Regions from separate parts of the Homo sapiens genome. Here region 2 is linked to region 1. Evidence: read pairs that join two places in POLR2A ChIA-PET (ENCODE). Cell type or tissue: HepG2. All regions are shown on one strand. Each heading gives the region's core, and the rest is flanking DNA. Links, peaks and the distances in the headings are about the cores only. Region 1 holds the start of ITGAL-AS1 (ITGAL antisense RNA 1). Region 2 has its middle 28 kb from the start of MAPK3.

Region 1 (2,913 bases), core at 167-2,666:
GGGTGATAGAGCGAGACTCTGTCTCAAATAAATAAATAAATAAATAAATAAATAAATAAATAAATAAATAATATAAAATAGGCCAGGAGCGATGGCTCATGCCTGTAATCCCAGCACTTTGGGAGGCCAATGCAGGCAGATCACCAGAGGTCAGGAGTTCGAGACCAGCCTGACTAACATGGTGAAACCCTATCTCTCCCAAAAATACAAAAATTAGCTAGGCATAGTGGCAGGTGCCTGTAATCCCAGGTACTCGGGAGACTGAGGCAGGAGAATTGCTTGAACCCAGGAGGTGGAGGTGGCCATGAGCCGAGATCGTGCTGTAGTAAGTGAGACCGTGCCACTGCACTACAGCCTGGGTGACAGAGCGAGACTCTGTGTCAAAAAAAAAAAAATATATATATATATATATATACATATATATATATACACATATATATACATATATATACACATATATATATAATTTAAAAAAAACACTAGAAGAAAATATGCTAAGGGTGTTATTACTACCATTGCACAGGAGAGGAAGTGACAGCACAGAGGGATGGAAGTGACGTGTCACCCACTGGACAGTGACGGAGCTGAGCCTGCCCCTGCAGGTAGCTCATCCCAGAGCATTGGCGCTGGCTCCCTTACCGGGAAATGAAATGAGAAGTCAGTGCATGACATGCTGGTGGTGACAGCTATATTCCTTCTGAGTTCATGTCTCCCTCCTGGGAACAACCCCCGTCTTCTGGTCCGGTGGCCATCCAGCTGCAGAGTGTAAGTGAGATTGGCAACCAGGCGGCCTGGGCAGGGCGGAAAAGGCAAGAGTTAAATGGTGGGGGATCCCAGGCCATAAGCCTGGATTTGGGGCGGCAGCTGCCCTGGGAGCAGGAGGAGAGCTCTGACCTTGGAACTGGGGGATGAGAGACTTGATCTGGAAACAGATTGTGATATTAACTCCTTCTTTCATCTTGTTACTGGTTGAATAGGAGCACTCCACTTCATGCACTGGGATCTCAGCTGGAGAGAAGGACATCAGGGTGACCATATCCACCACGGGCCGGGAGCTGCAGGGCAGAAGGCAACCAACTCTCTCCCTCCAACCCAACTGCACGTCCCCCCTCAGATGTGGGGCTCCCGCCAGCAAAGCCAGAGAACTCTCCTTCCCTAAAGCAGACCTCAACATGTCACTGTCTCCTCTTAAGGAAAATAATAATGATACTTTTTATTTATTTATTTTGAGAGAGGGTCTCACCCTGTTGCCCAGGCTGGAGTGCAGTGGCATGATAACAGCTCACTACAGCCTCGGCCTCCCAGGCTCTAGTAATCCTCCCACCTCAGCCTCCCAAGGATCTGGGACCACAGGCATGTGCCACCACACCTGGCTAACTTTAAATAAATTTTTGTAGAGAAGGGACCTTCCTATGTTGTCCAGGGTGGTCTTGAACTCCTGAGCTCAAGCAATCCTCCCGGCTTGGGCTCCCAAAGTGCTGGGATTATAGGCATGAGCCACCATGCCTGGCCAATAATGGTGATAACTAATTAGGGCTCCCAGTTCATTCTAGCAGCCTCTGACCCATTTTCCATGAAGAAGAGAAAGCTCTTAGGAAGAGAAATCATACTGAGTTACTTTCATGCTTATGTTTAAGCCTTCAGTGATGCTTGCATGAATTTTATTATGCTTCATAATAAAGTTGCAGCTTTTGTTGTTGTTAGAGCCTCGCTTTGTTGCTCAGGCTGGAGTGCAGTGGTGCAGTCATAGCTCACTGCATCCTCACACTCCTGGCCTCCAGCGATCCTCTTGTCTCAGACTCCTGTGTAGCTGGGATTACGGGAGTGAGCCCCAGTGCCTGGCTCCTATTTTTTTTTTTTTTTTTGAGATCCTCCTCTTGGGCTCAAGCAATTCTCCTGCCTCAGCCTCCCGAGTAGCTGGGATTACAGGCGCATGCCACCATGCCCAGCTAATTTTTGTATTTTTAGTAGAGATGGGGTTTCAACAGGTTGGCCAGGCTGGTCTTGAACTCCTGACTAAGCCCCCCGTGCCTCCCATTGAAGATGTATACAGCCCCCTGCTCCTCCAGAGGGGCCCCCACAACCACGTCCACCTGACCTCAAATGATCCACCCACCTCGGCCTCCCAAAGTGCTGGATTACAGGCATGAGTCATTGCATCCGGCCTATTTATTATTTTTTTGTGGTAGGATCTCACTCTGTAGCTCAGGCTGGAGTACAGTGGCATGATCACAGCTCACTGCAACCTCGACCTCCCAGGCTCAAGTCATCCTCCTGCCTTAGCCTCCCAAGTAGCTGGGCCTACAGTCATGCACCACCATACCTGGCCAATTAAAAAAAAAAAAGAAAAGGGCTGGGCACGGTGGCTCACTCTGTAATCCTAGCACTTTGGGAGGCCGAGACGGGCGGATCCCTTGAGGTCAGGAGTTCAAAACCAGCCTGGCCAACATGGCGAAACCCCGTCTCTACTAAAAATACAAAAAAATTAGCAGGGCATGGTGGTGCATGCCTGTGATCCCAGCTACTTGGGAGGCTGATGCAGGAGAATCGCTTGAACCCAGGAGGTGGAGGTTACAGTGAGCCAAGATCGCACCACTGCACTCTGGCCTGGGCAACAGTGCAAGACTCTCTCTCAAAAGAAAAAAAAAAAGTACAGATGGTGTCCCACTGTGTTGCCCAGGCTGGTCTCAAACTCTTGAGCTCAAGTAATCTTCCTGCCACAGCCTCTCAAAGTGCTGGGATTACCCACATGAGCCACCACACCCTGTTAATCTTTTTTTTTTTTTGAGGCGGAGTCTCACTCTGTCACCCAGGCTGGAGTGCAGGGGCGCGATCTCGGCTCACTGCAAGCTCCGCCTCCTGGGTTCACGCCATTCTCCTGCCTCAGCCTCCCGAGTAGCTGCGACTACAGGC
Region 2 (2,913 bases), core at 227-2,726, 350 kb after region 1:
TCCTCTGAAGCAGGCCTCATTGAAAAAAGAATCTCTTGGCTGGGTGTGGTGGCTCATGCCTGTAATCCCAGCTCTTTGGGAGGCCAAGGTGGGTGAATCACGAGGTCGGGAGTTCAAGACCAGCCTGGCCAACATGGTGAAACCCCGTCTTTACTACAAATACAAAAATTAGCCAGGTGTGGTGGCGGGCGCCTGTAGTCCCAGTTAGGAGGCTGAAGCAGGAGAATCGCTTGAACCTGGGAGGCGGAGGTTAGTGTGAGCGGAGATCACTGCACTCTAGCCTGAGCAACAGAGCAAGAATCCGTCTCAAAAAAAAAAAAAAAAACTCTCTCTCTCTGTTTGACCTTCTCCTGCTCTCCTTTCACCTGCTTCTTTTTCTCACCAAGGCAGGAATCTTCCCCTACCTTTCTGTATTGAAATTGGCCATAAAGAAACTCTCTGACATACCTTGTCTGAGTGTAGTTGATGACACCTTCATTTCGGTAGGACTCCTGCCCATACCCTGGAGGAAGGAAAGCTGCACAGAGAGGCCAAGGAGTTGCTGAACACAAGGGCCTTGCTGGGGTTCCCCATTCAGGGTATTAGTATTAGATCGTGCCCTTTTTGACCAATCACCTTTCTACACATTTGTCCATGCTTGAGTCATGCCTATCCAATTAAGTCTCCATAAAAGGCCAAAAGGACAGGGCTTAGGGAGCTTCCGGATAGCTGACCATGTGGAGGTCATACAGGAGTTAAGAAGAAATTACTTAGGCAGATAGTAAGGGTACAGAAGTCTTTGGTAAGGTTCTCCTTTTAATGAAAAGCAGCCCCAAATTATTTTCCTTTCTAACGAAGAGTAGCCTGTAAAATCGAGCTGCAGACATAGATGTTGGCAGTTGTGCCAATCATGTTCAAGATGGTGGCTCCATCTTCCCTTCTCTTTGTCAGCCACGTGTACAGTAAAGAGCAGACAAGATGGCGAAGGCCAAGGGGAAAGTTCATTTGCATAATATGATTAGGGTGAGGCAGCCAGCCTTCCCTGCATGCTATGTAATATCACTCTTGATCAAACCAATCTGTGAGTCCTATGTAAATCAGGCACCACATCCTCAAATCTGACTATAAAATATGGCACATCCCCCACCTGCTGGTCTTTTCCTCTCAGAAGTCCCCACTCTCACTAAAGAGAGAGCTGTGCCAGACATGGTGGCTCATGCCTGTAACCCCAGCACTTTGGAAGGCCGAGGCGGACGGATCACGAGGTCAGGAGATCGAAACCATCTCTGGCTAACACAGTGAAACCCCATCTCTACTAAAAATACAAAAAATTAGCTGGGCGTTGTGGCATGCACCTGTAGTCCCAGCTACTCAGGAGGCTGAGGCAGGAGAACGGCATGAACCTGGGAGGCGGAGCTTGCAGTGAGCTGAGATCTCTGCCACTGCACTCCAGCATGGGTGGCAGAGGAGACTCTGTCTCAAAAAAAAAAAAAAAAAAAAAAAAAAAAGAGGGAATCATGGAAACCCCAATTTGAAGCCAGTCGGTCAGAAGTTCTGGTGTGTGTAGGGGTGCAGTCTTGTGGGATTGAACCCTCAACTTGTGGGATCTGATGCTATCTTCAGGTAGATAGTGTTGGAATTGAATTGGAGGACACTCAATTCAGAATTGTCCATTGGAGAATTGGTTGTTTGCTTGGTGTTGGCAGGAGTTCCCCCCAACATTTGGTCACAGAAGACTTCTTTTTTTTTTCTTTTTTCTTTTCCTTTTCTTTTCTTTTTTTTTTGAGACCAAGTCTCACTCTGTTGCCCAGGCTGGAGTTCAGTGGTGTGATCTCTGCTCACTGCAACCTCTGCTTCCCTGGTTCAAGCATTTCTCCTGCCTCAGCCTCCCCAGTAGCTGGGATTACAGGTGCCTGCCACCACACCTGGCTATTCTTTTTGTGTTTTTAGTAGAGATAGGTTTTCACCACGTTGGTCAGGCTGTTCTTGAACTCCTGACCTCGTGATCCACCCACCTTGGCCTCCCAAAGTGCTGGGATTACAGATGTGAGCCACCGCACCCAGCCCGGTCACAGAAGACTTCTGTAGTGATTGTTACTGTGGTGTGAGAGCCAAGAAAAAAAACAGTTTGTGTTTTTTCTTCAGAGGTTTTGATTTGCATTTCCCTGGCGATTAAAGTTCTGATTTTTTAGTGGGTTCCTTAGGATTTACAGGATCTTATATATTTTCTTTTTTTGTTTTTGTTTTGTTTTGTTTGAGACAGAGTCTGACTCTGTCACCCAGGCTGGAGTGCAGTGGCACGATCTCAGCTCACTGCAAACTCTGCCTACCAGCTTCAAGGGATTCTCCTGCCTCAGACTCTGAGTAGCTGGGATTACAGGTGTGCACCACCATGCCCAGCTAATTTTTTGTATTTTTAGTAGAGACGGAGTTTCACCATGTTTGCCAGGCTGGTCTCAAACTGCTGATCTCAAATGATCTGCCCACTTTGGCCTCCCAAATGCTGGCATTACAGGCATAAGCCACCACGCCCGGCCTTGGATCTTGTATATTTTCTATATACAAGATCATGTAATCTATAGATAGTTTCACTTCTTTCTTTCCAATCTAGATGCCTTTTATTTCACTTTCTTGCTTAATTTTCCTGGCTAGAATCTCCAGTACAATACAGAATAAAAGTGGTAAGAGCGGACTTCCTTGTCTTATTTTGATCTGTCAGGAACTTTCACCATTAAGTATGATGTCAGCTGTGGGTTTTTCACAGATGCTCTTTATCAGGTAGAGGAAGTTGTCTTTTACTTGTAGTTTGTTGCATGGTTTTTTTCTTACGAAAGAATGTTGAATTTTGTCAAAGTTTTTTTCTGCATTTATTGAGATGATTAATTGCTTTTTTCCATTTATTCTAAAATTATGGTGTATTAAGTTAATGTATTT

The links. Peaks named below come from ENCODE experiments on the same cell type or tissue, not always from the same donor. Only the 100,000 strongest peaks of a DNase experiment are listed, where the experiment ranks them.
Region 2: POLR2A ChIA-PET joins it to region 1 with 16 read pairs; 2 of 35 experiments call an interaction of 5 or more read pairs at or near these places.

The regions. Positions count from the first base shown.
Region 1 is chr16:30,497,216-30,500,128 of GRCh38, reverse strand. ITGAL (integrin subunit alpha L) reads right to left here. Exons shown (of 31, transcript NM_002209.3): 16 at 895-1,055; 17 at 640-791. It overlaps ITGAL-AS1 (ITGAL antisense RNA 1), which reads left to right and starts at 575. Exons shown (of 2, transcript NR_186415.1): 1 at 575-765; 2 at 978-1,699. In HepG2, for the core only: no CTCF peak of the experiment used is centred there; no DNase peak of the experiment used is centred there.
Region 2 is chr16:30,149,462-30,152,374 of GRCh38, reverse strand. No RefSeq gene overlaps it. Among named protein-coding and RNA genes, the nearest start is that of MAPK3, 28 kb to the right of the region's middle. In HepG2, for the core only: no CTCF peak of the experiment used is centred there; no DNase peak of the experiment used is centred there.